Linked DNA regions of Mus musculus: all the other regions are linked to region 3. Evidence: chromatin loops called from intact Hi-C (ENCODE). Cell type or tissue: left cerebral cortex. All regions are shown on one strand. Region 1 overlaps Mtmr4 (myotubularin related protein 4). Region 2 holds the start of Olfr464 (olfactory receptor 464). Region 3 holds the start of Tspoap1 (TSPO associated protein 1). Region 4 holds the start of Hsf5 (heat shock transcription factor family member 5).

Region 1 (8,000 bases), 160 kb before region 3:
GTTCTTGCTGTAGAGTTTTGGTTAGCCTGGTACTAGACATGTAGCCCATGCCAGCCTTGAACTTGTGGGCAATCCCTCTTTCTCCCTCCATCTCCTAAGTGTTAAGATTGCAGGTGAATGCAGTGTGGGGCCTTGTACATGATAGGCAAGTACTCTAACACTGAGCTATGTATCTAGCTTATGGTTTCTTAGGATTGAAAAAAATATATATCGGGCACTATATAGCACTGGGCTCAGCAGCTTGTAGTTTTTCTCGGTGTTAGGCCGTCCCTTCTAACAAACCGCTATATCGCCTCTTACTTGGATCCCCGGTTAAAACTATGCATATTCTGGTTTAAGAAAACAAGTCTTTCTTATCTGAGATTCCTGAACTTCAGGGCGTGGTGGCACAGGCTTCTAATCACATCAGTTGGGGACAGAGAAAGGTGATTCTCAGTGACGTCAGCCAAGTCTTATGTAGTGAGTTCCAGAAAAGACTCCATGGTTTTTTGGTTTTGTGTTTAAATAAGATCCCTGAACTCCCAGTGAGTCTCATGAATATATTGTTGGTGCTGTCCCAGGAGTGATTCCACCCAAATTGTAGGCCTTTTCCAGCTCCCAGGTGTTGCAGTCTATTAAGCCACTGCAGGTGACAGCTGACTGAGTATCTACCTGGCCAGCCTTCTGACGGTGGGTCCTCTCCGTCCTGGTGGGAGAGCTAGGGCTCAGCCGTTATGATGAAGGAGACTGAAGCCCTTTCCAGGCAGGACCTAGCCTTTGTATCTCTTCAGTTCCTTCCAGGGGTCACAGGTTAATGAATTCAGCCAGTGGTGAAGTCCCTCCTCTCCTGGTTCTCTCTGTGATGTGTGCATTAGCCCCTGCTCTTTCCAGAGAGCCTACTGCTGAGCCTGCCCCCTTGGACTGATAGCTCATCCCCTATTCCAACTCGGTGGTGCACTGAGAACGCTGTGCACTTCGCACTGAGTCTCCTTTCATCGTAGCACCACCACTTAGGAGAACTGCACCGTTTCTCTCTAAGCCTACAGTCTCACCCGTGAAATGCGCTCCAGCTTTATTCTTGGAGAGTTAGGGTCATGCTTGCCACTGCTGGCCATTATTGTAAGTACGTAATTAAAAATTCATCCCAAGTCCCCCCAAACAAAAGCCCTGGTTTGTGAGGTTACCAGGTACAGGAAGTGTAAGAGTTTGTAGTAAGCTTTCTGTTACTTTTGGAGACACCAAGCCGCTTGCTTATCACGAACTGCTTATGCCTTGGCTCTCTACCCAACACTATTCATTGCTCTACTCCTGGGGTTTGAGTTTTGTTGTTGTTTTCGTTGTAGCTTTCTATAGCTTCAGTGACCCATAATCAGTTCTTCTCTTAGACTAAGAAGTTCTTCCAAAGGATTTTCTTATCTGTGGTTGGGAATCAAGGGAGAGATGGAACTAAGGAGGGTTCGTGAGGATGGTAAGATACAAAGTCCAAGGGTTTCCCTTAGAGAAGTGTGGCATGTCCACTACGATAAGACTAGACCAATAGTCTTTTTAAGAGGACAAACGGAGGTTAGTGTAAGCAGGGAGGCAGTGAATAGAGCGTGCTGGGCCGTGGTTTCGGAGGGAAAGAAGGCAGGCTTGGGGCTGTAAAGAACGTGGGGAGAGCTCCATCTTAGGATCTGCAGCAAGCGTAGAGTGCTCTGGGAAAAGGGAAGAGGGTGTGGGAACTGTGCGACAAGCAGGGTGTAGGGTAGCACACCTGGAAAGATGGGAAATGAAAAGGTGTGGGCGGACTCGCTTCTTCTTTCTGAGCAGTCCTGGGGCGGGCCCTCGTCCCACTCTAGAATGTCCCTAGAGTTCCCTGGAGAGGTGGTGGTGGTGGTGGTGGTTGTCTCCCCCGCTGCCCAGGTTGCGGGGAGGGCGGAGCCAGGGCGGCGGGCGGGGCGGGAGGAGCCTCTCTGCCTCCGCCTTCGCCTCCACCTCCTCGGCGGAGTCCTGGGCTCTCCTGTCGCTGAGCTCCCCTCCCTTCGCTCTTGCCAGAGGGCGGAGCCGAGCCCGCTCCATTGTGGAGAGGAGGGGAGAGGCGCGCGGGAGCAGAGGCTGGGTCCTGGCGCCAGGGCGCTTGCTTCTGGCCGTGGCTGCATCAGGCGGGCCCCGCAGCCGGGATGCAGCGGGTGCCCGGGGCTGGCGGGCAGCGCAGCGGCTCCGGGGACATGTGCGCTGGTCCAGACAGCCCGTGACCATGAGCCTGACCGCCCGCGTCTCCTGCTCCATGCTTAGCTGCTTCGTAAGTGCCAGGCCTGTCCTGCCAGGGCCTGGGGCGGGGGTGGGGGGAGCACCCAACGCATGCTGTACCCACAGCCCCGCCCAAAGACCCCGACACGACCTCAAACCTTAGGGACAGGGGATACGGGTTAGCTCTTTTCTCTGAATTGCTTCAGGAAAGCGGGTACTGGGAATGAAAATTCTGTGATTCTTTCTGGCTCTGCAGCCACTGCCCTTGACTGCAGATTTCCAGGCCCCGCCCTGCAGGGGTACATCCCATTACCTCCTCTCCATCTTGGTCCCACCCGCCTCATCCTTGCTTGGGGATGTAGGATGTGCCTGGTAGGCTGTGTGGGATGTTACGGGGCTGAACTGAACGAGAAGCTTAGATGTTTGTGAGCTGTCTCTAGGTCTCCAGTCCCCTCCCCCTCACATACTCCATCGTTCACCTGACATACCAGTCTTTTCTCCTTGACTGTCCCCCAGACAGTCTCTTTTCTCCATCTTCCCTGCCTCTGCAGGATTCTGTATCTCTGAATCATCCCCAGTCTTCCCCTCCTCCCCTGGCTAATGCTCCTTCCCAGCTTCCCCATCTGTCCTCTCAGATGTCGTGCCCCCCCCCCCCCCCCCCCCGTAGGTGTCTGCCAGGCCTCTTCTCTCCCCTGGCTGTCCTTGGGTCTCCTGCTTCCTCCCTGAGTGTGGATTCCCTCTTTTCTTCTCCCTTGGTGTTTAGGAGCAGAGTGACTTCAGCTAGCTATGGGTATTCCTTAGGAATTCCCCTCAGATCAGCAGGCGGGGCAGGTTGCTTGGCAGGTAGTGGGGGCTTGTCCATATCGAGAGCCCAATGGGAAGATCAGCTCAGCTCCAAAACACAGGCTTCCTTTTTGAAGGCATTCACAAAGGCCCTCTAGAGGCATGGGACTGAATCCCCCCAACCTCCTCCTCTTTGTCTCCACCCACCAGGTTGATGCTTGAGTGGCTGGAGGGGCCTGTTTTCTTTCTCTCTAGCCAGCTACCTCAGCTGGCTCCTGTGCCTCAGGTGCCTCTCCCAACCCTACCAGTCTTATTCTGGTAGGAGGCTTTCTTAATTCCCTCCCTTCCTCACGGTTTTTGCAATTTTGGTTCAAAGGAGAAGTCTGTTTAAGCGGTACAGATTCTCTGTTCCTCCTTGGCTTAGTTCACGTTTCCCTGAGTACCACTTTATTCTACTCCTCCTCCAGCCAAGTCAGGTCTCCTTTAAAACAAAGGAAGGTGTCTGTAGGTTTGTTGGTAGAGGAGCAAAGTGAATGAGCCTTAGGAGCCAGGTGGGGTGGCAAACTCAAGGTTATGGCCTCCCTGCAGGGTGAGGAGGGCCCCCCCAGCCTGGAGTACATCCAAGCCAAGGATCTGTTCCCCCCCAAGGAACTGGTGAAGGAGGAGGAGAATCTTCAGGTAAGGAGAACAGGAGGCTCATGGTGGGAGGGGCTTCCTGCCCAGTTTGTGTTCCAGACTTTTAAATCTTTAGAGGATCTACCAGAGCCCTGGCTTCCTCCTCCTGGGCCTGTGAAGGGGGTGGGCTCCTGTATTTGTCAGTCTGTGTTATTGGAGCCTTTGGCCTCAGGGAAGGGGAGAGGCAGTTTTCCTGCACAGCAGATGACCAGTGTCCTGACTTGACTATCCTGCATCATCTCCCTTTCCTCAGGGCTGCTATAGAGCAGGGCTGCTGAGAACAACAAGGGAGAGCCTGGACTGTGGGCTGAGAGTTTCTCTTACCTTTACAGGTACCCTTCACAGTGCTGCAGGGTGAGGGAGTGGAATTCCTGGGCCGGGCAACCGATGCCCTCATTGCCATCTCTAACTACCGGCTGCACATCAAGTTCAAAGACTCTGTCATCAACGTAAGTTCTCGTCTTGTTTTCTTCACACCAGACTCAGAGTCCCCATCTGCTTCAAGGTGGCGTTGTTCCAGTGCCTTACCAAAGTATGTCTTCCCAAAGAGATGGGATTTCCTTCCCATTGGCCTTGCTACTTCTTAGCTCATTTCTCTATGTACAGGTTTATCTGTCTCTCTGTGTACCCTGGCTGTCCTGGAACTCCCCCTGTAGACCAGGCTGGCCTCGAACTCAGAGATCTGCCTGCCTCTGTCTTCCCAGTGCTGGGATCAAAGATGTGTCTCACCACTGCCTAACTTCTTTATTCTTTATTTTTTTTTTCTTTTTTAATATATGGGTACACTGTAGCTGAATAGATGGTTGTGAGCCTTCATGTGGTTGTTGGAAATTGAATTTTTAGGACCTTAGGACCTCTGCTCGCTCTGGTCAACCCGCTTGCTCAGTCCCTGCTCCTTCTGGCCCAAAGATTTATTTTTTATTATAAATAAGTACACGATAGCTGTCTTCAGATACCCCAGAAGAGGGCATCAGGTCTCATTACAGGTGGTTGTGAACCACCATGTGGTTGTTGGGATTTGAACTCAGGAAGAGCCAGTCAGTGCTCTTAACCGCTGAGCCATCTTGCCAGCCCTAGCTGCTTTTTTCTTATTTTATGTTTATTTGTTAGTGTCAGTCTGTGTGTGTACCATGTACACGCCTAGACCTGAGGAGACCAGATGACTAACCTGGAGTTACAAGAAGTTGTGAACAACTGTGTAGGTGCTGGGAACTAAACCTAGATCCTCTGCAAGAGCAGCACGTGCTCTTAACCCCTGAGCCACACTGGCATTCTTTATTAGAAGAAGATAGACTTTGGAGCCGGGCAGATGTGGCCCCTTTTCTTGCATTGTCACTCTGTGTCACCTTGGCCAAGTGATGATGTCCTCCTTATGGAATAAAATCACCTGCCTTCAGGATTCTTATGGTATTAACTGGTGACATTCTGGCAGCACCCGGCCTGGTCCCCAGGCCCTAACAGACTGTCAGCAAGTGCTGAGGCCCTAGCAGACCGCCAGCAAGTGCTGACCTCCCTCCTCTCACTGCTGTGTCACCTTCCAGGCTGGGGGCACCTGGCCTCACTTTGCTCTTCCACTGCAGGTGCCCCTCCGGATGATTGACAGTGTGGAAAGCCGTGATATGTTTCAGTTGCACATTGCCTGCAAGGACTCCAAAGTGGTGAGGTGAGCACAGCGGGTCTCGTTCATGGTCTCTGACCCTCGCCTTGTGCAGACAGACAGACCTCTCTGTTGCACGCTACCCTTGGAGTAAGAGGATCGACTCCACTTTCTGTTCCCCACTGGAGGAAAAGGTGACAACTCACTTCCCCGTTCTTAGTCAGAAGGTCAATTGGCTAACCCATTCTGTCTTGACTTGAAATAAAATGGGGATGGAGCCGTTGTGAGGACTGACTGCTTGAGGTAATGAGTGCGAGCACTAGGTTCGTGGTAGGCACAGCGTTGTCGCACAGCGCTCTCACTTAAGTAGTGTAAGTTTGTTGAGCAGTCTGTACCACACAGTGTATGTACTGCAGATATATCCAAGAACTCACAGACAAAACTTCCTGCCTTAAGGAGCTTATATTCCAGTGGGGAGGCTCTAACAATGAGTAAGTGAAATACTTACAATCCTAAAATGGAAAGTAAAACCAAGAAAAGTTTTGCAGCTTCTAGCTTTAAACAGCTGACCGCAGAAAGCCTTGTAGATAAAGGGTGATTGGAGTCAGGCTCTGAGGAAAGTGACTGAGCAGGTATCTGAGGGAAAGGTATGCCGAAGGGCAAGGTGAGTGCAAAGGTTCTGAAGTGGGTGTGACCCCTGCCTGCAGATCAGAAGACTGGCAAGATGCTCACGTGGCTGGGAGGAGTGCATCTGAGTGCGGGGAGTGGGATGTGAGTCACGAGAGCAGGGGGCAGGGCTCGCAGTGGCCGGAGTTAGCGTTGGCTTGGAGGGATCTAAGGAATCTCTGGAGGGTTTGAGCACAGCAGTGATGTGATGTGGTTAATGCTTTATGGGCCACGCTGGCTGTCACCTTGGACCCAAGTAGAAGAAAATGGGGACAAAAGCCAAGGCTGAGGCTGAGTAGCTGGTTAAGAAGCTGCTGTGGTTAGCTCAGGTGAGAGGCCATGGCACCATGCCTGGGGCCAGTCCAGATTCTGGGTGCAGCCAGCATTTGCTATAAATTGGCTATGAGAGAGAAGTACTGGGAGGACCGGGCAGTACTTGGAAGGACGCTCAGGCGAGAGCCTGCTGTGTGCTGAGGTCTTTGGCAGACTGGGATAATCCCTTTGCTCTTTTCCTTTGGGAAAACTAAAGTCGAGTTATTAAGGCACACGTGTGCTGCCCAGAGCCGCCTCCTCCGTACTCCAGGCACATTGGGAGTCGAGAGAGGAGAGACCTAGAAAGCCAAGAAAGGCTTCAAGGAAGAGGTGGGACTGAAACTGTCTTTAAAACATCAGTAGGGTGTGGCTAAGGAGGAAAAAACAAGGGAGTAAGATTGCTGGGAGCAGGACTTGTGCCTCATAGGAGGTATTAGCACTGGCTGGTAGGGTGGCCATGAGAATTGTCACAAGAGACAACTCTTAGGTGTTGATGTCTCCTCCCCTCCCCCCAGAGTCACTTCCTTACCTCATGCTTTGCAGTTTCCTTTCTTTGGTAGCCTTTTTGGGGCTGTGTTGTTTACTCTTGACCCCATGGCCTGTCAATCCCTTGCCTCATCCAAGCCTGTGGCTTCTTGCCTGGCAGGTGCCACTTCTCTACTTTCAAGCAGTGCCAAGAGTGGCTCTCAAGGCTAAGCCGGGCCACAGCGAGACCTGCCAAGCCCGAGGATCTCTTTGCCTTTGCCTACCATGCGTGGTGCCTGGGGCTGACCGAGGAGGACCAGCATACCCACCTGTGCCAGCCAGGTGAGGCCAGGCCTCTTGGGGAATCTGCTTGTTAGCCCACAGTCCCCTCCTCCTTTACCCCTGGATGTCGGTGGTGTGGGAAGCTGACAGGCTGGGGACTGTGTTGCAGGAGAGCACATCCGATGTCGACAGGAGGCAGAGCTCGCAAGGATGGGTTTTGACCTGCAGAATGTCTGGAGAGTCTCGCATATCAACAGCAATTACAAGTGAGGGTGCAGGGCTTGGGTGTGAAACATAGTCCATACTCAGACTTTATGTTTGAATGAAATGTAGCATGTCTAGCTTCTGGGTCCATGAGGGAGGAGGGCTCAAATTGTCCCTGTTGTCTCAAAGCCATCTCCTAGGATTGGTACTCCATATTAAGATCAGGACACCCTCCCCCATCTTTTCTCAGGCTGTGCCCTAGTTACCCCCAGAAGCTGCTGGTTCCTGTGTGGATCACAGATAAAGAGCTGGAGAACGTGGCTTCTTTCCGCTCTTGGAAACGCATCCCTGTTGTGGTATACAGGTGAGGCACTGTGGATGGGAAATAGGAGGCAGTCAGTGGAGAGGGATGGTGCCTAGCAGGCAAGTGACAGGAATTATTCTAAAATAAGAACCTTCGGGCCAGAGAGATGGTTCACTGCTTAAGAGGGCTTGCTGCTTTTGCAGAGGACCTGGGTTCAGTTCCTGGTATTGACAGCAGATCAACCATCTGTAACGCCAGGAGATCTGACCCTCCTCTGTGGCCTCCGCTGGCACACAAGTGGTGCACATATACATGTCTATGCAGAACACTGATACACCGGCACACATGTGGTACACATATACATGTCTGTGCAGAACACTGATGCACCTAAAAGCAAATGATAAAAAAAAAAAAACCTTATGCACAATCTCAGATTTTTAATCTCAGAGATAAAGCTTTAGTGAAATTGGTTTTTTGTCTGTTGTTTTTGGTTGTGTGTATGAG
Region 2 (8,000 bases), 160 kb after region 3:
CAAATAGGAGTTTCTGGAGTTCTTGAGTCTGTGAGAAACCTAAGAGAATAAACTCTGACACCCATGTGATGTTCTGGGGTTCCATGGGGGCCCTCCCGTGTGCCTAGAGAGATAACACAATGTAAAACATTGTGAACAGTCAGTCAGGTTTTTTTGGGAGGTGGGGTGGGGTTGTTTGGTTGGTTGGTTGGTTGGTTTGGGCTTTATTCATTTGTTTGGTTTTGTTTTTCTGTTTTGTTTTTTACTTTGCAGGATCAGTGTTGAATTGGTCAAAGCTATTCCAAGGTATGGCTTGACGGAGTTTGCAAGGAAGATAAAGACATTGCCAACCCCTGCTGGCTTAGCTCCCTGACCACATCTGGTGTCGCATCATAGGCATTTATAGCTGCAAACTCCCTATTCCCCTGGACCACAATGTCTTTGGACGAGGGTTTATTTCTAACTCTTTTTCCTACCTCCAGCATCCAGGATATGACCTTGCAAAATACAGCTTTCACAAATATGCTTGCAACAATTAGTGAGAAAAATAAACATGTCATTGCATACCTGGAACCACAGGCCCACTCATGTATGTGCATAGATCATGAGAGGATGCAGAGACTAACGACTTGAGGTAAACAGACACCCAGTGGCAGGAGTTTGGAGAGGAAAGATGTACAGGGTTTGAAGAGAAAGAGGTGTTTACTATAAGAAATTGTGAACCTGGTGGTGGTGGCATGCTCCTCTAATCCCAGCACTTGGGGGGCAGAGGCAGGCAGATCTCTGTGAGTTCAAGGCCAGCCTGGTCTGCAGAGGGAGTTCTAGCACAGCCAGGGCTGCATAGAGAAACTCTGCCTTAGAAACCCAAAACCCAAAACTGACAGCAACAAACCCCAACACAGTAAAGAAATTGGGGTGCACATAATCAGATGTAAGTGGAGAAAGAGGCGGGCAGATGATCTTGGAATTGTGAGCTGGGATGATTCACGGGGCTTATATTTTTCTACTTCTGTGCTTCTCTGACGGGGTGTGTGTGTGTGTGTGTGTGTGTGTGTGTGTGTGTGTGTGTGGCTTATATTTTTCTACTTCTGTGCTTCTCTGACAGTGTGTGTGTGTGTGTGTGTGTGTGTGTGTGTGGCTTATATTTTTCTACTTCTGTGCTTCTCTGACGGTGTATGTGTGTGTGTGTGTGTGTGTGTGTGTGTGTGTGTGTGTGTGTGTGTGTGTGTGTGTGTGTGTGTTTGATGTTGAGCAACTTAGAAAAGCTGGGGCCAAATACAAATCTTCCTGAGATACTCTCATACTGTGTATTTAAAATTTATGCAAATATTCTATCGACACATCATGCTAAGCAATCTTTGTGACATTTAAAAATTTTAAGTATGGGGTCTGAAGAGATGACTCAGCAGTTTAAAGCACTTCTTGCTCTCACAAAGAATCCAAGTTCAGTTCCCAGACCTCATACTGAGTGGCTCACAACAGCCTGTAACTCCAGCTCCAGGGGGTTTTCAGGCCTCTGTAGGCACTGCACTCATACATACACATAAAAAAAAACCTACACACAAATATACACATAATTACAAGTAAAATTAAAGTATGGTGAATGGGGACTGGTAGAAAATATCAGAGTTCCCTCTAAAATTATCTACATCTATGAGGCATAACAATTCCCCTAAATATTGTCATGTTAATCATCATGTGACATTCTTTATCGTCAAGCATTTGTGTAAAAGCAATGGTTCAGGATGGTTCAGTCCGCTCACCCTGTGGCTTTCACAACTCTCAGCACAGGACCACTGAAGCAATGCTCCCTGAAGGCAGGAGGATCTCTGAGTTCAAGGCCAGGTTTATAGAGTGAGTTCCAGGAGCTATGCTGAGAAACCCTGTCTCAAAAACCAAGAGAAAAAGGAGGAGGAGGAGGAAGAGGAGAGAAGGAAAAGAGGAGAAGGAGAGGGAAGGGAAGGGAAGGGAAGGGAAGGGAAGGGAAGGGAAGGGAAGGGAAGGGAAGGGAAGGGAAGGGAAGGGAAGGGAAGGGAAGGGAAGGGAAGGGAAGGGAAGGGAAGGGAAGGGAAGGGAAGGGAAGGGAAGGGAAGGGAAGGGGGAAGGGAAGGGAAGGGAAGGGAAGGGAAGGGAAGGGAAGGGAAGGGAAGGGAGGGGGAAGAAAAGAAGGAGGTAAGAGTTGGTAGGATCACTCAGTGGGCAACAAACTTGTGAAAAACCTGATGACCTAAGATTGATCCCAGAAACCTATATAAACTTCTGAGAGAACCAACTCCACAAAGTTGTCCTCTGACCACACGTACCATGCACCCTACACAGATACATCATGAATCACCACCACCACCACACATAGAAAGGTAAAATAAAATAAACTTTACAGAAATAAGATGAGGGTTCCAGAGAAGTGGTTAAGTGGACAAGCTGCTTGTGCTGCCAGTACAAGGACCAGACTCTAGAGCCCCAGGACCCAGAGTGATGGAGAAAGATGCCTGATGTCAACCTCTGGCCTCCACACACATGCACACGTGTGTGAGCCTACACACATGTGCACACCACACGCACATTTGTATTAATTTGAAAAACCACAGAGGTACTCCACCTTGATATTTATGTCTCTATTACTTGGAATTTTTTACTTTAAATAAACTATGCATAAGTCATGATAAAAAGGTTTGAAAATGAAGTAACACGTAATGAAATTGTATCTTCTAGATAAGATGGTAGACAGCTAAGATGCAGTGCTCCTAGATGTAATATATAAGATTTATTTACAATGTACCAAATCCACAAAATCAATTATTCACAAGTGAAAGTGCATACTGTCATTCCTCACCCCACTCCAAAGTACCAGCAACACTTGTGGCAATTACCTGTTAGTATAAATGGATTCCTTTCTGTTCCTGAGAACCAACCACGATGACACCACCTGTGGCAAACGCTGAGTCCTGAGACCAGTGGATGCTACCGAGAGATTCAACTTCAGTCTTTTAAAAGATATTCAGGGCTTCTTATCACCTATGGGAAAATAGTTAAGATTTACCTATAATTTATCAACCACCCAAGAAATTAAAATATAATAAGAGAAGTTCATTTCTTGGGTTATCGCATTGACAGGATATGTTTTAAGACTTGGACTCCTCAACACTGTGAGAGTTTAGAGAAACAGAAATCACTGTGGTCCAGCCATAGCTCAAAATATAAACTACATCCATACATTTGTTAGATTCTCTCCTAGGTGTTTATCAGAAAAATAAAAGCTAATTCTAAAAATGTGTATTTAAGAATGTACATCCCCTACAGAATACTTATAATTTGATTAAACCATAAGCAGTGTAAATAACTGTGTAAAACACATTGCTAAAATAAAACATGATATCTCCATGTGATAAAGTTTTAGGAGTGATAAATTCATGTTCTAAAATGAAATTTGGTTGTATGGGACTTTATATTATTATGTATTGGTATTATCTTAAAGAAGTAATTACAAAACATTTTTAGCATTTGAAGTAATTTTTGAAACAGGATCTCACTCTGAAGCTCTGGCCAGGATGTAAATTGGGCTAGCCTTAGACTTGGGATGATCTCCCTCACTCCTGAGTGCTGGGATTGCAAGCAGAGGCTACCATGTCTGGCTGACACTTTATTAAATTGTTATAAGATCAAAATGCTAACAGTGGTGGCTACTGTTTATATCCAGTTGAAGGAACTGATTTCATAGCTATATATTTCTTCTTCTTCACTAATTTTTTCTCATTTCTCGTAGTTTAGAAATGGTCATAAGATTTCCACTTAGCAAATATATATATGTATATATATCACAATAAGAGAACAAAGGGAGGCAGGGACAGAGCCTAAGGCTTCTTGGCGTTGCTGAACACCAGCCCTGTCAGCTCAGTCCTGTCCTGAGGAAAGATGGCCTGAGTGCAGAGATGCAAACCTCAGAACAACAACAGGAGAGCAGCGGGAAGAGGGGAGAGAGGAGGAGAGAAGTGTGTGTGTAACACACACACACACACACACACACACACACACACAACTCTGCGAATAAAGAACAAAAAATGGCAAGTCCCCATTGCAGAAGCAGCCAGATTCTCACACACATGCTTCCCAGAGTAACCTTACTGGCTGCAGCCAGCCTCAACCTTTCTCCCAGCCTCAACCTTTCTCCCAGCAGCCCTGTTCCATGCGGTCCCACCTGTCCTTATCGGTCTGTGCTCATGCTCACTCCTTGTCTTCAACCCAAATTCATGTCTGGCTCTCCTCTCTCATCTCCTAGCCCCTCACCCAGCCAGGCGCATATGGATTCTGCACATACTCTCTTTAGAGCAGAATAGCTCTTCCTTTGAAATCACTGACCAGTTATTCCTCCCACCTGACTTACTGTGCTGGGCTTCCGGGAGGGTTCCTGCCTCCAGACTGTGCTCCGTTTTAATTCACACTGTAATGCATAGCCTGCAGTCAAGTTCTCAAGAGATACCTTCCCCATCTAATTCAAAATGTCTTCCGAAGAATTCCGAGGCTGTTTATTGTCTGCAGGAAAGAGCTGGCATTTAGACAGAATTCCAGGCATGTTCTCACATCTATTCTAGAGAGTGCCCCATCTCTCTAGAATAATCTGCCACCTTAGTAGTAATCACAGTCATTTATTTTTATGGTAATACTCGTCAGTGTTTATTTGTAGGGTGTTTCCTGTGTGTTAGGCACTATGGTAAATATTTCAGAAGCATTCCCTTCTTCAGTGCTAATAATGTATAGGAAATACGATGAATTATCTCTATCCGCCCCAGGTCACACTGAGAATGACTAGCAGAGCCAGATCTTAATTGGCCTCAGAATCTGCACCCAGAATTATCATTCTTTTCTCCCTTGTTTTCCTCTAAGACGCCTCGATGTCAACAGAGCTGGGCCCCTCCAAGGTCTCTCAGGTGACAGTGCCCCGTGTAGATGCTGTCTAATCCTACTCAGCCTCCTGAATCACACCCTTTTCTGAAGGTTTAGGAGTCTCCAGGTCTTCTACAAGACTGTCCTGTGTCAATATTTTCCCATCAGGATGCCTCTATCACCTCATGTATTATAATCTCAATGTGAGGCCAATATGCCAGCTAGTGCATGATGCCCAGTGCACGCAGCCTCTCACAGAGAGAATGCTTACTCTGTGGTGGCTCCTCTGGGAGCTGAAGAATGGGGAAATAGCTCTGGATGAAGGGGCCTGGGAAGGAAGGCAAGGATCCTCGTTCCTAACACATGGGTGTTTGAGAGAGCACAAGCATTGCTTTTGCAAGGTCGACGTTTCTCCCACAACTCCCTAAGACTCTTTGCAATGTTTCCTCCACCTGTAGGAGCAAGAGAGTGGGCTGGGGGGGGGGACTGCAGATGGGGAGAGACATGGATACACATGGGGAAAGCACTTTCTGTTGTTACTCGGTTGTGTCCTTTGTTGGGCATTGCCCTTAGGAAGTCAGTCTACATGACACTGAGAGAAGAGAAGTGAGCTCACCACACAGGGATGAACCTAGTATGTGACCACCCTTGGAGCAGTGACCACCCTTGGAGCAGTAACAGGTCGAGCAGACACTGAATTAAAAGCAGAAGAGTGGCCATGGAGAAGGAATGAAAATCTGGGGTGAGTAGGAGAGCAGAGAGGCAGGAGGAGGAAGGTGGGACCAGAGAAGATTAAAAAGGGAATATTAGAGGGTGGGAAGTGACAGAGTTGCCTTTTTTCTGGGTGTGGGAGGAAGCCGCTGTATGGATGTGGGCACTGGAGGAGAAAACTCTGTCTATATTTTGCCTTCCCTCCCACCCTCTATACTAAAATTTCCCCAACATAAACCAGTATAGGCAAAAGACTTAGCTCCAGATAAAACTATTCTCCAAATCTCCTTCCTCCAGGATTCTTGACCAGTGACTTCGCCATACCTTCCCTCTGCCCTGTGCTGGTCTCACAATGGGTTTTATCTGGAGTCTCTCAGCCATGACTCAGCCACAGGAAGCCACCACATACCTCCAGCCCAAATGGCCAAGGAGACTCTGAGCCTTCATCTTCTATCCATCCTTCTCCTACAGCTCCTTCTTCTGTCCGTCCCTCAGGCCAGAACCTAGAGGATCATCCTTAAGAAGGACAATTCCTCTGGGGACGAAAGTTAGTCTTAATTCTTGGAGTGAAGATGGGCTCAGGCTGCTGAGGGCAGAGGAGCAATGGGAGTTATTAAAAAGTCAGTGAGCTCTTACATCAGAGGCAGGCAATCATGGAGAGACTGTCTTGGGGCCAGGGCTTCAGGATGACAGCTCACAGGACCAACAGAAGATAAGATCCCCTAGGGGAAGCCAATCCTAGAGGGACTTGACAAGAACGCAAACCCTGGGGTCAGCACCATGGACAGCGCAGAGGTGTCCACCTTCTCAGGAAAGTTATCAGGGTCCTAAGACACTAAGTCACCCCCTCTACAGACTGAGCCCCGAAGCCTTTCTCACCAGTACTCCATCTCAACTTACAAACTCTTCTCACAGCCAGAGCGAATTACTCATAAATTGGCTCCATTCGCTCTCAAGATATAATTCACATCTAACAGCGAATTCTGGGGGTTGTATCCAGGGTCTCACACGTGCTAGACTAGTGCTCTAGCATGCAGGGGAGTCCCATCTTTCCTCTTACTTTCAATTTTGAGGGCTCTCACTTTCCTTGAACTCACTCTACAGCCCAGGTTCACTTTGAACTTATTATCCTTTTGCCTCAGCTTCTCAAATAGCTAAGACAATAGTCAGTCTCAAATAGCCAGACCTACATCACCAGGTTCAACATACATTCATTATTTTATCTTTTTAACTACTAAGTTTGTAAGTGTCTTGTCTATTTAGTTACCTTTTGTATATGGGTGTTTTACCTGCATATATGTCTGTGCACTATGTACGCCCAGTGCCAACAGAGGCTTCAGATTCCCTGGAACTGGAGTTAAAACAGTTGTCAGCTGCCATGAGGACTTTGGGAATCAAAAATCAGGCCCTCTTGAAGAGCAGCCTGTTTCCTTAATTGCTAAGCCATCTCTCCAGCCCCTTTACTCACAACTTTAAAGTGTACAATTCAGTCAGATAGTAGTATTACATGTCTTTAATCCCAGCATTTGGGAAGCAGAAGCAAGCAGATCTCTGAGTTTGAGGCCAGCCTAGTCTACAGTGTGAGTTCCAGGACAGCCAGGGATAAAAAGAGAAATCCTGTCTTAAAAAAAACAACAACAACAAAGGTACAACTCAGTGGGGTTTAGTGTGTGTACAGTTTCCTGTGGCTTCATCACTAGCTCCAGAACATTTCCATCACTCCCCAAAGATACCTTGTATCCACTAACAGCCATTATACTTTCTGTTTTCCTAAAGTCCTGGCAGCCACTAACCTGCCTTTGCTTCTGTGGATTAGCCTGTTCTGGACATTTCATCACTGGCTTTGTATCTCGTTTCCTTTGCTTGCTTTCAGATTTCATCTGTGTTGTGCCATATATCAACACTTTGTTCCTTTTCATGACTGAAGTATATTCCATTGAATGGATATACCACATTCATTTGTCTATTGAGTGCAATTATTGGAGATTTGGACTGTCCCTACTTTGTAGGTGTTGTGATTAAAGAGCTAGGGATATTCATGAAAAATATTTTCTATGAAGATACACTTTCTTTCATCTGGGATATATACCTGGATATGGGATTGCTGGGTTATAGACCAGTCTCTCTGCTAACATTTTGAAGAAGAGCCAGACTGTTTTTCGAAATGCCTCCCTATTCCTACCAGAAGTGTATAAGGATTATATTCTCCACATCACTACCAATATGCTTTACTGTCTACATCAGTTACTTTTCTACTGCTGGGATAAAACTTACCATGACTAAGGCAACTTAAAGAAGAAAGAGTTTCCTTAGACTTACAGTTGCAGAGGGTTAGAATGCATGATGCTGGAGTGAAGGCTTAGCTATAGGAAGTTGAGGGCTCACATCTTGAATTGCAAGCAGGAAGCAGAGAACAAATCCAAAATACA
Region 3 (8,000 bases):
ATGGCCGCCATTTCTGCCAACACACTTGGATTCCAGCTTGAGGAGCAGGAATGAGGGAGTCAGGGGCCTTGTTCCAATGGGGAGACTAGAGACAGAGGCGTGTGGGAGTGGAGGCCTTTGTCTAATGGGAAGGCTGGGGACCGAGGCCTTTATGGGAGGAGGCCATGGCTGCCTCCGTTGGATTCAAGACTGTGGGTCATACGGCTGGGAAGCACCACCCAGGATGTTGCAGTTCTAAAGATGGGGATGAGCCTTCTGGAGTGGCTGTGGTCTTTACCTGAGTGTCCCCGAGAAGGGAGAGAATAGGGTGGAAACCCGGAGGGGGTGGGGAGTGGAGGGAAGAAGGTTACAAAGAGGAAGTTGGGCGGGGGAAGAAGAGGCTCATCTGGCGCCATGTTGAGTCACCACCCACAAGGCCCAGGGCGGGCCCTCTAGGGGGCCACAGGCAGGGTGGAGCGGTCCCTGGGAAGTTACACGGAGGGGAGGGGGCAGGGGCCTTTATTAAAGCAGGAGTCGGCAAGAAAAGCAGGTGGCCTGAAGAATCCCCGTGGACAGACAGACAGTGCAGTCACCCATAAAGTAGAAAGCACTACTAACAGCACTGGAGGGTGTAGTGTTTCCTACTTTATGGATGAGTGCACTGTGGGCTTCGGAGACCACGCCACGCCGCGGCCCCCTGCCACCGTCCTCCACTCCAACATCAAGGAAACAGGTGAGCATCTCTCACACGCCCTCATTTGGCCAGGCTCCCCGAAAGACCTTCATGGCTCCCCCAAAGCACGGTGCTTCCTGACCCCTGATACTTGGGGAGACACCACAGCCGCTCTCTCGAATGCACGTCCGTGAGGATATGGGGTGGGGCCGGATGTGTGGGGCCTTGGTCCTGCATCGCAGGCCGACTGGGGGTTCGAGAAGGGAGCCGGATGGATGGGTAAGGGTCACGGGGCCCTCAACACTAATAAAGAATGGACTGGTTTCGCTTTTGTCTGACTCTGTTATTGGGGTTGTGTGAGTTCCCCGGATGCCCGGGAACAGAACTGACGCAGAAAGACAGGCTTCGCTGACATGAGCAGAAGACCTTGGCCTGACTAAGACACAGCCTGGGGGTGGGAAGGCTTGGGCCACCGGAAGTAGACTTTGTAGCAACGTGAAGAAAGGGTATGAGATGACCTCTACCTTTGGCTCTAATTTCTATGCTAGCTTCCTTTTACTCTCTATACCTCCAAAATGAAGACTGTTTGCCTCTCGTTTTGATCTAAGAAAGTCTATAGAGCCGTGGTTCTCAACCTTCCTGACTCTGCGACCCTTTAACACAATTCCTCATGGTTGTCGTGACCCCCCAACCATAAAATTATTTCCGTTGCTACTTCATATGTATAATTGTGCAACTGTAATGAATTGTAATGTAAATATCTGTGTTTTCTGATGGTCTTGAGTGGCCCTGTAAAAGGGTTGTCTGCCTCCCAAGGGATTGCAGCCCATAGCTTGAGAACCATTGGTCTAGAGGAACTTTTTTTTAAAAGAGATTTTATTATATCTAAGTACACTGTAACTGTGTTCAGACTCACAAGAAGAGGCCATCAGATCTCATTACAGATGGTTGTGAGCCACCATGTGGTTGCTGGGATTTGAACTCAGGACCTTTGGAAGAGCAGTTAGTGTTCTTGACCACTGAGCCATCTCACCAGCCCAAGAGGATCTTTCTTTCCTTTCCTTCCTCCTTTCTTTCTTCTCTCTCTCTCTCTCTCTCTCTCTCTCTCTCTCTCTCTCTCTCTCTCTCTCTCTCTCTCTCTCTCTCTCTCCTTTAATTTTTTGAGACAGGGTTCCTCTGTGTAGCCCTGGCTGTCCTGGAACTCACTCCGGACCAGACTGGCTCAAACTCAGAAATCTGCCTGCCTCTGCCTCCCAAGTGCTGGGATTAAAGGTGTGTGCCATCACTGCCTGGCTCCAAGAGGATTCTTATTAGTGTAAGAGTTGGGCAAAACCACGCTAGCACAGTGTGTGCCCACCTGCCTTGTACATGTCTACACAGGTCATTGGTGTTAATAAAACACACTTTCACCATCATGTGCATTTCATCAGGGCCTATACACCGATGCCAGCCACATGCATGAACTGTGACATATAGACAATGAGACGTGGCTGGTGTATCATATGGGTATACAGTCACCTAGGCCAAACACATGTTCATTAGTACTTACACATATAATGCCAAAGAATATACCCATTAGTGACATTCACATGTGGTGGCTTCATGTACATAAGACACTAACCGCGAGATCATCAAGATCTCTCTGGATTGCCACATTGATGAATTGAAAAACATTTAATTTGTGTGTGTGTGTGAATGCTGGTGAGTGTACCAATGTACTGTGGTGTGCATTTAGGGCCAGAGAACACCTTGCGTGGAGGAGTTCTCCACTTTGGCCACGTGGTTACTGGGGATCAAACTCCAGTGGTCAGGCTTGGTGGCAAATGTCCTACCCACAGAGCCATCCTATTGACTAGGATTGAAAAACAAAATGTGTTTTTGATTGCAAGCCAATTGTAGATGTAATTACAACCCCAGCAACTGGAAGAGGAAGGACCAGCTTGAGCTAAGACTCTTACCAGAGAGGAAGCTGTCTCTTTATAATGTATAGACTTTGCTTGTTATTCTTGTGATTTCCTCAATAGTACAGTACAATTATTTTAACATTCACATCGTATTATAAAATAGGTATAAACAATCTAGAGATGATTTAAGGCATGGGGGTGGGGTGGGGCTGGGCTGAGGATATGGTTTAGTGGTAGAGTGCTTGCCTAGCATGCAAGAGACCTTGGGTATACAGAAGGATGTGTATAAGCCATGGGCGGATATTTCATCACCTTACATAAAAGGACTTAAGCATTTGAGAACTTAGTGGGGTATCCTGAGATGATCTTATAGACAGTCCCCTTAGGCATGGAGGGGTGAGAATATATATACAGAGACTGCGTGCACATCATGCCAGGCAAGTTTATCATGTACATAGATCATTGTATGCCATTGTACATTATTATATGACAATGTATGTCATAATGTGTTAGTGCTGTATAATGGCATGATATCTGTGATTTATAGCAAAATGCAATGATAAACTCATACGTAATTGCATGCACATAGACATTGTAGCAAATAGACATACAATGACACAAAACCATGCACAGATATATATCCAATGAGATTCATAGACAAAATAGCACACATACATGCAGTGATCTCCATGTATACACAGACATACTATGCATACTCTTCTATACATACATGTAATATGACATGCATATGCATGCTGACTGAAAGTTACATGACATAGCATGTGTACTGATGTTTAGACTGCTTTAGAGAAATGAATGTTACCTTCTCTCTTATGCAACTCCAACCCCTACCCAGTTCCATTGGCTCTGGCCTGGGTGGAGCCTACTGTCTGGGTGGGGGGTGTTCTCTATGCTTTAGCTGCTATTCCATAGGGGTGCCACATGAGGGCCCTCGACCTTGGCTTGTCTTGCGTCTAGGAGCAACATTCTTATCTCTCGAGATCTAGGTGCCCCACATACAGGCAGACACCTAGGTTGGGGCAATTCCTATGTCCTTGTTCCCAAAAGCCATTTTTTTTTCATAGCAAGTAAATAAATAAAGCCTAATGCTAGACAGAAGATGAACTTCCTGATGGTTGAGGGAAAATCAGCCCAAAAGGTCCTGTCTTATGATCTCTCCTGCTAGCCTGTGAAGGCTGGGCTGTCCCCCAAATGTGATCTGCCATGGGGAAGCTGAAGTCGTTTTTCAGCCTATTTCAACACTCTGTCCTTTTGCTCGTCTTTCTATTTTCAGACTTTTATTTCTTTGTTTTATTCCAAATCCCACCATTTCAGCTCTGTCCTTTTCTACAGCTAGGTCTCTGTCACATTGTTCTATCCCCATCAGTCTTGCCTGAAAGGAGAGGACTGTCTCTACTCCCTTTCCTCTGCACCCTGGAAGTGAGGGTCTGTGGGGTCAAGGGGATGAAGAGGCCATGTTGGGGGGTCCGGAGGGGGTAGCTTTCTAACCTACCATCCAGTAAGGAACCTGCTCTTTCCACTGTCCCGACCCTGCCAGCTTGCCTGCCGGTCCAGCCCACCAGTCCAGCTCCATCGTCATGGAAACCAGCAGCTGACTTCCTATTGGTGGGCAGGAGGGGAGGAGGAGGGGGAAGGGAGGGATGATGATGCTCCCCTGCTCCCCACTCCCCATTCTGAGGCTCTGCCCTCCTTCGTGCCCACCATCTCATTTGGGGAGCTCCGGGACCGCGAGGGACCCTTGCAGTCCCTCGAGCTGAGACTAGCTGAGGCAGAGACTATGAGGCAAGCCGCCCATCGACCCAGGCCTCCTTAGGACCGCCCAGCCACCCAGCAAGCAACTGATCGGCGGCAGCCAGCGGAGAGAAAAGCTGGAGATAAAGGACCACAGTGGATCACTGGGGATCATTCCCAGGAACTCCTGCGGACCCTTTCCAGGCAGAGTGGTCGTGATGGGTGGCCAGACTCACAGACACTGAAAGACACACGCCACTACAGATACACCGGGCTTTACAACACTGAGACAGGACCGGCGACAGCATCACACACTGCCACAGCCCTGCAATACAGACAGCCCCTACCCCCACGCAGAAACAACTGGTAACTCTTAAATAGGCACAGACAGTGACACATAGCACCACCCTTCTCAACATACACAAGTCGGAGTATTCATCCTCCAATCACATAATAAAACATCACTGACCTGCAGGGACAGACCTGGAGGCACACGTACATATATACCTTCAGCCAGGCACTCCTGGTGGTGGTCTCTCACCCCCCCACACACACCCCGTACACACACACACACACACACAAGAGAGAGAGAGAGAACCATGAGCAAACCCCAGCTCCAGTCTGGCAACCCCGATACCTTCTGAACCCTCCTTCGTGGGTGGGAAGAGCTCAGCCAACCTCTGATGGACTCGGTGAAGCCAAACACTTACAGGGAGAATGGTCTAGTCTGGCATGACCCTTGTCAGTCTTCCCGCTGGTGATGTCCCCAGGTCCAGGTTCGGGGGCCCCTTGCCGAAACCATGGAGCAACTGACAACCCTCCCACGGCTTGGAGACCTTGGAGCCATGGAGCCATGGGCACTGCCTGCCTGGCAGCACTGGACTCAGGGCCAGGGGTGCAAACCTGGAGATGCATCTCCAAGCATTGCTGGTACTCCGACAGCTCTGCAGGTTAAAGGATTGAGGTTTGAAGAGAGTTCCAAGCCTGAGGGAGCTCATAGCCCTGGACCTGTCGGAAATACTGATCCTGAAGCAACAGAGACCGGGCTGCCTAAGCTGGGGCAGCAAGCAGAGAGCCCTGGGTACAGCTGTTCCGGGCTGGAGGAGGAGGAGGCACAGGCTTATAAGGTAAGAGAGGATGGAGAGGGCTGCAAGATGGACTGGCCATAATCTGTAGTCCCACTGCCCACATTTCTTGTCTCTGTCTCTGTCTCTCTCTGTCTGTGAGTCTGCCTGTGTGATTATCTGTCCTTCCTTCCTTGGACGGGAATCTAAGTGGCCTCGCTCTGTTCTCTCTGGCTCTGGCCCTCAGTGTGGGTACATGTGTCTCTTTCTGATTATGTTAGGTCTCTTCCACCACGAGTCTGTCTGGGGGGAATCTTGGTATGCTGGGGGGTGTGGAGGTGGGCTTGGTGCTGGGCTGAGCCAAGGAAGATTTTGTTGTGGGTGGGTGTGAGTGAGCTAGCTACTGGAGAGGATGAAGGAAGCAGGACTTTAGTGGAGGGCAGGGGACTCTACAGACCCAAGATGTCTAGACGGATGGGGAGGGAGTTTGATCTGCCATTACCTAAAAGGCTGTGGGGTAGAAAGGCAAGCATAGAGGAAGAGCAGGAAATGCCCCAGAATGGTGTGAGGCTGCCGCTGAAGGCATGAAGGCATGGAGGATGGGCCTGTCCCTTCTCCTTAGGTCCTGGTAGCACCCCTCTCTGAAGGCCTGGGACACAAGAGAGAACCTGTTCACCCCTTGGGTTATAGAGTGGCGATGTTGCACACGGAAGACTCCGGCTAGGTTGAGTAGGTTTCTGAGACACCGTACCCGGTCCTTCCCTATGCCAGGCCAAGTTCAACATAGGCTTCGGGGACAGGCCTAATCTGGAGCTGCTAAGGGCCCTGGGAGAGCTGCAGCAGCGCTGTACCATCCTGAAGGAGGAAAACCAGATGCTGGTGAGGCCTGGGGAGTGAGGTTTCCCTCAGCACCCCCGATCAGCCTATAAACATTCTCTCCAAGGAGGGAGGCACCCACGGGTGACATAACCCCATGCCCCAACCCCAGTGGACCCTTGCTTAACACTGCCAAGGATCTCACTGTGTGCCCAGGCTCCAGCCTAGGGCTTTGGGTAGTAGGAATGGGTCTGTGGGATTCTCCCTACACAGTCCAACTCTGGCTGACTCCTTGTCAGAGAAAAAGCAGCTTCCCAGAGACGGAGGAGAAGGTACGGAGGCTGAAGCGGAAGAATGCTGAACTGGCAGTCATTGCCAAGCGCCTGGAGGAGAGGGCACAGAAGCTGCAGGAAACGAACATGAGGGTGGTGAGGACAGACGGACAGACAGCGGGGTGGAGGCTTGGGTGACTTGGGAAGAGGAGAACCAAGGCTGGGCCACAAGGAGTGGGCTTGGGAGTCATAGACTTACTACCCAGGAACCCAGGAGTTCAGGGGTTCGGAAGAAAGAGAAATGCTGGCCCTGGGGAAGGTTGAAGGTGTCTGGAGCTACCAGAGGGAAAGGGGGTGGATGAGGAGGCTCCTGAGAAGCCAGGGAGCACAATTCTAGATTAACACGTGCTGGAGCTGGTTGCAGCCTCCTGCTGAGCTCATCTGGGGTGTGGAGCTGGAGTGGGGGGCAGGGAGAAGACCCATCATAGTGGCAACCCTGAATTAGCAGTGTCCTCAAAGCCTAAACTGAGATGTAGTGTTAATGCTTTCGATCCTGGTTGGGGACTGCCTGGATAGGGTTCAATGAGGATTCAGTGTCTCCGAGGCCCCAGACCGGGTTTCATCCTAATTCTCTGGAAGATGAGGAATGGGAGGTGTACCTTAAAACCCTCAGATGACCACTGGCTTTACCCCCACCTCTGGCTAGGTGAGTGCCCCTGTGCCCCGACCCGGATCCAGTTTGGAGTTGTGCCGTAAGGCTCTAGCTCGCCAGCGAGCCCGAGACCTCAGTGAGACAGCCAGTGCACTGTTGGCCAAGGACAAACAGATTGCTGCCTTGCAGCGGGAGTGCAGGGAGCTGCAGGCCAGACTCTCTCTGGTGGGCAAGGTGCGAAGGGGCCCTTGGCTTCTCTTGCTGCTGGATCCTACGCAAGGATGTCGGCTTGGCGTGTGGGATGTGTACCAGATGTTAATGAGATGCAAATGAAACGGAGAGGTGGAGGCTGCTCGGGTGTAGGTTACCCTGGCAACGGCCCAGGTGGGAGTGGGGAGAAGGCGCCTGAACCAAAGGGGGTGGAGCCATGCTTGAGTCCAAGACCTGGACATTTCCGTGCTCTAGGCTTGAAGCTGTGTGCCGGTGGATCTGTCTGTAGGAATCCACACATAGTTCACACTTGTGTGAAGGATTGTTCACAAGGCATTTAGCACAGTGCAGGCACACGGCGAGCGCCCAGTGACCGAGTTGTTGTGAATGTCTGCCCACGGGCCAGGGGAGGCATGGGGCTGCATACTCATGCTTATATGACCAAGCATATATGCATGGGAGGATGCGCACTTTCCCGCGCAGCCGAACCGACCCAGTATGGTAGAGAGCGGGTGGTGCTGGAGGTGATCAGGGTCCAAAAAGGGGTTAGGACTGACTCGGCTCCTGGTCGCCCCACCCCAGGAAGGTCCCCAGTGGCTGCATATGCGGGACTTCGACCGGTTGCTGCGCGAGTCCCAACGGGAGGTGCTGCGGCTGCAGAGGCAGATCGCCCTGCGC
Region 4 (8,000 bases), 140 kb before region 3:
CCTTCTCTTCTGAGCTGCCCTTCCCCAGTGCCTCCTCTCTACCTGGATGATGATGGACTCCCCTTTCCCACGGATGTGATCCAACACAGGTTACGGCAGATCGAAGCAGGGTACAGGCAAGAGGTGGAACAGCTACGGCGACAGGTTCGAGAGCTTCAGATGAGGCTAGACATTCGTCATTGCTGTGCCCCTCCAGCAGAACCCCCCATGGACTATGAGGATGACTTTGTAAGTATTCACCAACGCCCACCTGTCTGTTAGCACTTGCTGAGTACTTTCTGTGTGCCACTGAGTTCGGCGCCCCCATCACAATGAAAAGACGGGTAACCATAGTGATTTGTCTGAGTGTTGGGATCAGGCAAGGCAAGTAGAAAGCTCTCCAGAGAAGATAATGCTTAAGCTGAATGCTGAAGATTGTGTGATATTTGGCCAGGTAGACAGTAAGAAGGAAATAGCATTTTTAGAAGCATGGAGGCTGTAGGTGCTCCAGTGACATTGCTTAACAAAGGGGTGTGTGGGGGAGGTGGGCATGGTGTGTATACATGGCGTGTCCATTTTGTGCTGGGATTGTAAGGGAGATAGGTAGTATAAATGAGAGGGAGCCACGAGAGCTGATGGAGGATCAGCTTGATGAGTCAAGTGAGACCCAGATTAGGCGGCCGGCTAGGACTTTCATTCATTCATTTATTTATTTATGAGACGGGCTTCCTCTGTAACTCTCTGTACACCAGGCTGGTCTCAGTCTCACAGAGATCTATCTGCATGCCTCTGCCTCCCAAGTGTTGGGAATAAAGGTGTTTGTCCCTATTCCTGGCTTGGTTGGGATGTTTTAAAACAATCCAGGTGAGGGATAATGAGGGCCATCTAGGCTTTACTGTCCTAGCTGTTTTAGATTCTGGCATTGCAATCTTCAGGGAGCTTCTAGGCGCCATCTTGCCCCTTGCTATCTGCATAGATACTTCCCTTCCATCCATTCAATTACTCTCATTGCTGATAGAGTAGACAGGACTAACAGCTTCATAGTATTCAGGTGATGCTTTAAATACTCAACCAAATTTTGTAAAGGCCAGAGGGTAAGCATTTTTAGGTTGTGTGGGCTGGACTGCCTGTAAGACAACTATTGTGTGGCCCTTGTGACACAAAAGCAGCCAGAGAGAATATATAAATGAATGAATGACTATGGCCATGTTCCAGTAAAACTTGATTTTAGGAAAACAGGGTAGATTTGGCTTCTGGGCCATAGTTTGCCAACATTTATCTAGGATGTAACAAGAAATACAGTGAACAGCAAGTAATGAGGGGAGTAACGTGGGTGTCTTTGCCTACACTGCAGACGTGTTTAAAGGAGTCAGATGGCAGTGACACTGAAGACTTTGGCTCTGATCACAGTGAAGACTGCCTTTCAGAAGCAAGCTGGGAACCCGTTGATAAGAAGGAGACTGAGGTATGTATGTGTAGGCAGATGTATAGTGGGTACTTCATGCAAGCTAGTGGGTTATATTTCTCAGAGATGAATTACTGTGGCCTGAACTCTTCCCCCCAGATAAGTACTATCCTTTTAGGCAAGTAGTCACCAATCGTAAAATCCATCCTTGCCAGTTTCCTTTGGGCTACTTTCCGGATTGCAGTGTTGTTCTCCTCTTTGGACGTGGACCTAGACTTTTCCTTTGTGCCTTCTGGTAGGTGACTCGCTGGGTTCCAGACCATATGGCATCCCACTGCTTTAACTGTGACTGTGAATTCTGGTTGGCCAAACGAAGACATCATTGCAGGTAAGACAAGTTTTTTTGTTTTGTTGCATATCTCGTTGTTACTCATAATGTGTAGGGTTCTTGTATAGAGCTAAATTAATTTGAAAATGGAGCTATCTTAGTATTTTTGTTTATATCCAACACTTTTATTTATTCATGGATACCCGTTTAGACTATTATTCATTCTCAAAGTATGGATATTTCTGACGAGCTCCTCCCTCTCTGTCCTTTGGCAGAAATTGTGGGAACGTATTTTGTGCTGGATGCTGCCACCTTAAGCTGCCCATTCCTGATCAGCAACTCTATGACCCAGTTCTCGTCTGTAACTCATGTTATGAACACATTCAAGTATCTCGTGCCAGGGAACTCATGAGCCAACATCTGAAGAAACCCATTGCTACGGCTTCCAGTTGAATGCCAGAGGAAATGATCTGTCCATTTTTAGCAGATTTGAAGGGAGGATCTGCTTCAGGTGTAGTCTGGAAGGTTCCTTGGTATGGCTCATGAACACAGAGCTCAAAGATACCGTCTTGAGAAATCCTCCTTGGTACCATGTGACCGGAGCAGAGGAATTTGAATTTGGCAGGAGCTTTTTCTACTGGAGAGACCCTCACTTTGGGGTGATGGTCCTGACCTAGACCCAGAGTCTGGAAGCTTCACACTGAGTTGGTGACTCCAGCTTCTATCTCCTGGAGGTCCCAAGATGATTCATAAATACTGCCTGGTGCACAGTGCCCAAACAGCAATAGAAAGGCTTACTTATAACCAAACTCCAAGTGATAGTGAGACCCATCTCTCCTCTACCTTGAAGAGAGCAGATCATAGTATATGAGATAGGAATTCCCATCCTATTTGAGTTGAACTCTCTTCTGTACCTCTGTGCTCTGTGTCTGTGCATGAAGGCTCAGTCTTTAGAGGCACTCCCTCTAGTTGATTAGCACTGTCTTCTGTGGAGTTTGGTTCAAAGACTGGTATGGCAGATAGAGGCTTGGATGCATTTTTCATCAGGCTCAGTGGCTAGCATCAGTGAACATTCAGTTTCAGAGGGACAGTTTTGAGGATTAAGACACTTGGAAACAGAAGAACTCTGGTAATGCTTAGTCTTGTGAGAACCAGTTATTCTGGGCTGTGAAGGCAGTTGCCACTGTTATGCAGTGGCTGCTTTTGAGGGACGCACTGTGAAGAATGAGAAGGGAAAAGCAAGATTATCCTTGTGAAATTCTGCTGATTGTGCCCTACCCTTTGCACCTGACTTTTCCTAGTTGTCCTGGTGCTAAAATGGAAGCTACACCTTGATCTCTCCTGGCATGAAAATAAAGGATTTTGTTGTTCCACTGCCCACTTCCCCCATGTTGTCTTTCCCTTGGCCGCTGCCTCCTCTGGGTCACACTGCTTCTTATCCTGAACACTTGACACCTTGAGGGTAGAATATAGCATTTGGTTTTTACCTCCTAGCATATGCTACTTGGTATGTGAGGGTTTCAGTACAAATGCTGCTGTCTATTTCTGTGCACTTAACAATGGAACCCAAACAGAAGGAAGAAAGCCTTGATACCAAAATTGGGAGTGAGGATGTGTCCATTTGGACCAAACACTTTGTTTTGTTTTATTTAGATTTTGTTTTTCATCTTACTATGTACCAGTGGCACTTAACCAAAAGATACAGTAACATAGCCATGTACTGTGGTTGGGACAGATACAGTCTCCTTGGCTTATAGGACTTCCTAGCTACACTTTCCTTAGCGCATTAATGTGATGCTCACTCTGTGTTAAAACTGCAGCCGTTGTCTTTCTCAACTGCTACTGTCACGTTGCTTTCAAGAAAACATTTTTTTTCATTCCAGACTAACCAGAACCTGCATTTAGAATAGGAGTCCTTTCTCCGACCTTTTCTTCAGTTCCACAGCGAAGCCTCTGTGCTCCTTTTATACTTGCCATGGATGTAACCTAAAAAGTTTTGGCATATTTAGGTCAGCCTAGCACATTTTTTTTTTTTTCATTTTAATGGAGCTGAAGAATGGAGATTTTTTTTTTGTGTGTGTGTGTCTGAGAAATTCCTAAGATCAATGAAAGAGTGATAAACTATTTGTCTCTGATACATAAAATTATTTTAAGCATTTTCTCAATCATTAAATGTTACTGCCAGTCATAAGTGGCTTTTTAATTACCAGTTTTCATTGCACTTCACTCTGTTTTCAGGGGGATTGGGGACATTCGGGGAGACTGTATCTGTCTACTTTGTGTGACTGTTTTGAGGGACTGTCCCATCAGTGAACAGATTGCATGGCCTTGGAGAGAGACTCTGGGCTTCTGGCTCAGATGTGTGCATCCTTTTAGAGCTGTTGTGGGTGTAAGTGACATGATGTGGCCAAAAATCCAAACTGTGCAGTTGCGTTGTGACAAACATGCAATGTGCTGTAAAAACTCAATACAGTTCAAATAAAATCTCTATATTAGTGCTGCTTTGTTGGGTCTTTTTATTTCTTACTGGTATTGGGATTGAGTCTAGCTTAATGGATAAAGCGTTCGCCACTGGACTAGCCTTGTTGTACACCGAGTACTGGGGAGCTAAAGGCAAGAGGAATAAGGCAAGTTTAAGGTCCAGGCTGGGCTTTATAAAAAAAACCAAACCAAACTAGTACCCATGGGTAGTCCCTCTTGTATTTTGGGTTTGTTGAGTCCCCATTCAAGTGAGGTTCATTTCTTTCTTCTCTGGGAGATCATAGCTGGTCATTAAGCACATACTTATCTTCTTTATTCCCTTCTGCCAGGTACCAAGGACCTCATCTAATTTGAATTTAAGGTGTGTTTTTTTTTAAGGTGTAACTATGCTTCTGTATACAAGATGAATGAGTTCATGTACTACAGTTACAGTATGTACCCCCAGCCCCCAACCCCTGTCATTTTTATTTGAAGAGAGCAGCAGTTCGACTGTTAGGGAAGACTGGAGTGGGTTCCTCTGTTCTCAGGAACCATTAGCTGTGTATCGCCTGAGTGCACTCTGCGTTCTGAAACCTCCGCTGGCCGTCCTGTCCTGCTGGAGCCCCTCAGAGTTTGCCTAACCGGCCGCCCGCTTTCTCCTCGGGAACCGTGGTTCCCTGGCGTGCTGCCCTCCTGGGAACAGACAGAGAGGGGCCGGTTCTGGAAGGCACGCGAAGGTAGCCTTGTGTCGCAGTGTCCCCGCTGCTGCCCTCGAAGGCGTGCATCCCAACCGAGGGGGAGGGCGGGCTCGCGCCCCGTCGGCCACCACGCGGCGGGAACTCGAGGCCCCATTGGCCACACCGGAGGGCGTGCCGGGACTCGTGCGCCAACGGTCCGGGCCTCGGCGGCCGGGCGCTGGCAGGAGGGGGCAGGGCGCAGCGAAGGCCCGGGGGATCGAGAACGGTGGGAGAGCCAGGCTCGGCGGGGCGAGGCCCAGGGCCCGGGCGGGCGATGGAGGAGGCGCTGCTGTCCACCCCCATCAACCCCAACAACTTCCCCGCCAAGCTGTGGCGGCTGGTGAACAGCCCTCGGTACCGCTCCATCCGCTGGGACGGCCGAGGCGAGGGGCTGCTCATCGACCAGCCGCTCTTCGAGGCCGAGCTGCTCAGCCCGCCCGGCCCGGGTGCCGGGGGCGCGGGGGGAGCCGGGAGCAGCGGCGGGGGCGGCGGCAGCGGCGTCGGGGCGGCCGGGGCCGAGCCGGAGCTCTTCAAAACCACCAACTTCACCAGCTTCATCCGCCAGCTCAACCTCTACGGCTTCCGCAAGGTGGTGCTGGGTGGGCCGGGGGCGGCGGGGCCCGGGCCCGGGCCTGGGGCTGGCGGGCCGGCGGGCGACGGGCCACTCCACCACTTCCACAGCCCGCATTTCCGCCGCGACCAGCCTCAGCTGCTCGTTCACCTCAAGAGGCTCACCAGTGCCAACAAGGCCAAGCTGGCGGCCGGACTGGAGGTGCCCTGTCGCCCGCCCAACCGCTTCCAGCGGCTCCTCATCACGTCAGCCTCCGCCTCGGCCTCAGCTTCTACCTCCCCGCTGCAGCATCAGGACCCGCCGCCCCAACCTGCTGGGCCTCGGCCAGAGCAGCATGGTGAGTGTGTGCCACCTAGATCCTCGCTTTCCATCAAGCACGTGGGCGGCAGGGCGCAAACACCGTTTCTGCACAACCCCAAGACTAGGTCACATCATCCCCACTAGCACTTGCTTTTCCTCTGGCAAGAGTCCGTAAGCATCTCCCTAGTCCGGGTTTAGCTGCAAAAAGGACATGGACTTGACGCTTGCTTTCCACACTTCTCTAAGAGAGTGAGCCCCAGGAGCTAACCTACTCCCAAAGCTCTTGAACCATTTACCTGTACCTAGTCTCTCCACTGTATTTATCAAAGCACTGGGTGGGAGAGGCCTCCACTGTCCCATAGTCAAAAGAACAGGCACTCTACAGGTTGGGTGCGAAGGAACAAAGTCACCAGCAAGAAAACTTAAGGCATTATTTATTTACCCAGCCAAGGAAAAGAGGGACAGGTCTCTGGAGTGCACATTTGTTCAGAGACAGGACACCTTCCACTTATTGACATGAATAGAGCGGTAGACACTGTTTATGCATAATCTAAGGGGCAAGGTTTGATCCAGTGTAGAATAGAACCAGTTTACTAATACTTGGAGTTTGATGCCCTACTTGAGATGTTATGGTTGGACAGACATAAAGCAAAACGGCTAAAAAACGAAACAAAGACCAGATGTCAAGGCTTAAGTTTAAAAGAATTTTAGAACACACACGTTTATAGTTTATTGGCATTTCACAATTATTCGGGATCGGGGGAGGGGTAGGGGGGCTGTGTAAATATTCAGTGAAAAGTTAAGAGCCCTGTGGTCACAGTATTTCATGCACTTGATTTGAAGTGCCTTTCTGCACTCTTAAACGGGTGAGGGTGGCGGTGTCCCCTTGCTCTATATGGAGGCCACAATAGACAGCTGTACCAAGAAAGCAACAGGATACAATAATCAGAATTTGGATTTTTTTTTTCACCTTCACATAGAAGACTAGTAGAAACAATTTTCATACTTTGAAGCATGGGAAAAATGCAAATGTACAAATAACACTATGGTCAGTTTCATCTAGGCCCAGTACTGAAGCAATGCTGCATTTGGAATTTGGAAGATAAGGGCCTAGGTTTTCTGTCTGTGGAGTTTAGAAGATAAGGAACTAGGTTAAAGTTCTAGTAACCTGCTGAGAAAATAACTGGCCCAGGAATGTTCTAAAGGAATTCTAAAGGAATAGTGAGCTACCTCATGGCATTGGTCCTTGATTTGACTTGGGAATTGTGTGGGAAAAGACCATGAAGACAATCCTACAGAATATGTTCAGCAGAAACTCTAGCTTGGGTTTTTTATTTTGTTTCATTTTTCAAGTCTTATTTCTAGAAGGCATAAGGAGAAAAGACAGGGAAATAACAGTTCTCTTTATTCTTTTCCTCTTAACTGTTTTAAACCAGTTGTATTCTTTTTGTTCATGTTTAAAATTACATATATTTACTTATTTGTGTATATGTGTACACACGTGCTCTTAAGGTATGGCATGTGTGTGGAGGTCAAAGGACAACTTGTTAGGAGACTGTTCTCTTCTACTGGGATCAAACTCAAGTCATCCGGCTTGGTGGCAACTCCCTGTACCCAGTGAATCTTTTTTTTTTTCCAGTTGTGTTCATAAGGTCAGTGTCCAGATTATTTAAGCAGTTTAAAGGATATTTGTTGATTAAAAAAAAAAAATCACACCTTTTTAGTGTATGTGGAGGATGTGTGTTTTGAGGCATCTCCTGTTCTCTCCCTGTTGTCCCGTCCAGCAGGGTGTTAGGATAGCCTGTAGCATAGACTTAGTGCAGAAGGCAATTGTGTTTCTCATTCGGGTGTAAAGTGATTCTTCTGTTAAGTTCAGAAACACCGTTGCAATTTGTTTGCTTTTATGTTCTAAGGTCTTTGGCTCTTCTACTTTTCCTCACCTGTTGTTTTGGGGTTTTGTTTGTTTGTTTGTTTGCTTTCTGTGTTAGTTAATTTTGGGGCACAAGGTCTTGCCATGTAGTCAGGGTTGATCCTGACTTCACGGTCTTTCTAACTCAGCCTCCCAAAGCTGGGATTATAGCCACATGCTACCTTACCTGGCTTTTTTTTTAATTCTACTTCAACTTGTCTCAGCTGTATGATTGCTGCTTTCCCACCTCCCTAATTCCCATTAATTGTAGAAGAGTCTATTTTAGGGCCTAGCCCTCTTTTATTTAGATC

Evidence for each region. Peaks named below come from ENCODE experiments on the same cell type or tissue, not always from the same donor. Only the 100,000 strongest peaks of a DNase experiment are listed, where the experiment ranks them.
Region 1: it touches region 3 in a loop (2.4-fold over the local background); 5 of 42 quality-filtered maps call a loop at or near these places.
Region 2: it touches region 3 in a loop (7-fold over the local background); 3 of 42 quality-filtered maps call a loop at or near these places.
Region 4: a loop joins it to region 3, with 2.1 times the contacts of the local background. A loop is called at or near these places in 3 of 42 quality-filtered maps.

What each region holds. Positions count from the first base shown.
Region 1 is chr11:87,593,617-87,601,616 of GRCm38, forward strand. Mtmr4 (myotubularin related protein 4) reads left to right here. Exons shown (of 19, transcript NM_133215.2): 3 at 3,580-3,669; 4 at 3,999-4,115; 5 at 5,247-5,329; 6 at 6,888-7,048; 7 at 7,158-7,254; 8 at 7,443-7,556. Among named protein-coding and RNA genes, the nearest start is that of Mtmr4, 5.5 kb to the left of the region's middle. In left cerebral cortex, a CTCF peak has its summit at 3,140; DNase peaks (open chromatin) are centred at 2,014, 2,608 and 3,106; H3K4me3 peaks cover 2,186 bases; H3K27ac peaks cover 1,736 bases.
Region 2 is chr11:87,914,820-87,922,819 of GRCm38, forward strand. Olfr464 (olfactory receptor 464) reads right to left here and starts at 184. Exons shown (of 1, transcript NM_146412.2): 1 at 1-184. The coding sequence starts at 85. In left cerebral cortex, no CTCF peak of the experiment used is centred here; DNase peaks (open chromatin) are centred at 4,341, 5,141, 5,703 and 6,464; H3K27ac peaks cover 1,889 bases.
Region 3 is chr11:87,756,294-87,764,293 of GRCm38, forward strand. It overlaps Tspoap1 (TSPO associated protein 1), which reads left to right and starts at 4,248. Exons shown (of 32, transcript NM_172449.2): 1 at 4,248-5,435; 2 at 6,144-6,251; 3 at 6,488-6,616; 4 at 7,167-7,346; 5 at 7,905-8,000. The coding sequence starts at 5,109. Mir142b (microRNA 142b) reads right to left here and starts at 662; the gene lies at 548-662. Mir142 (microRNA 142) reads left to right here and starts at 571; the gene lies at 571-634. In left cerebral cortex, a CTCF peak has its summit at 3,494; DNase peaks (open chromatin) are centred at 381, 3,495, 4,206, 4,612 and 7 more places; H3K4me3 peaks cover 4,456 bases; H3K27ac peaks cover 4,743 bases.
Region 4 is chr11:87,612,089-87,620,088 of GRCm38, forward strand. Mtmr4 (myotubularin related protein 4) reads left to right here. Exons shown (of 19, transcript NM_133215.2): 16 at 1-228; 17 at 1,334-1,444; 18 at 1,684-1,772; 19 at 1,988-4,214. The coding sequence ends at 2,165. Hsf5 (heat shock transcription factor family member 5) reads left to right here and starts at 5,076. Exons shown (of 6, transcript NM_001045527.1): 1 at 5,076-5,817. The coding sequence starts at 5,184. In left cerebral cortex, no CTCF peak of the experiment used is centred here; DNase peaks (open chromatin) are centred at 1,686, 3,244 and 4,093.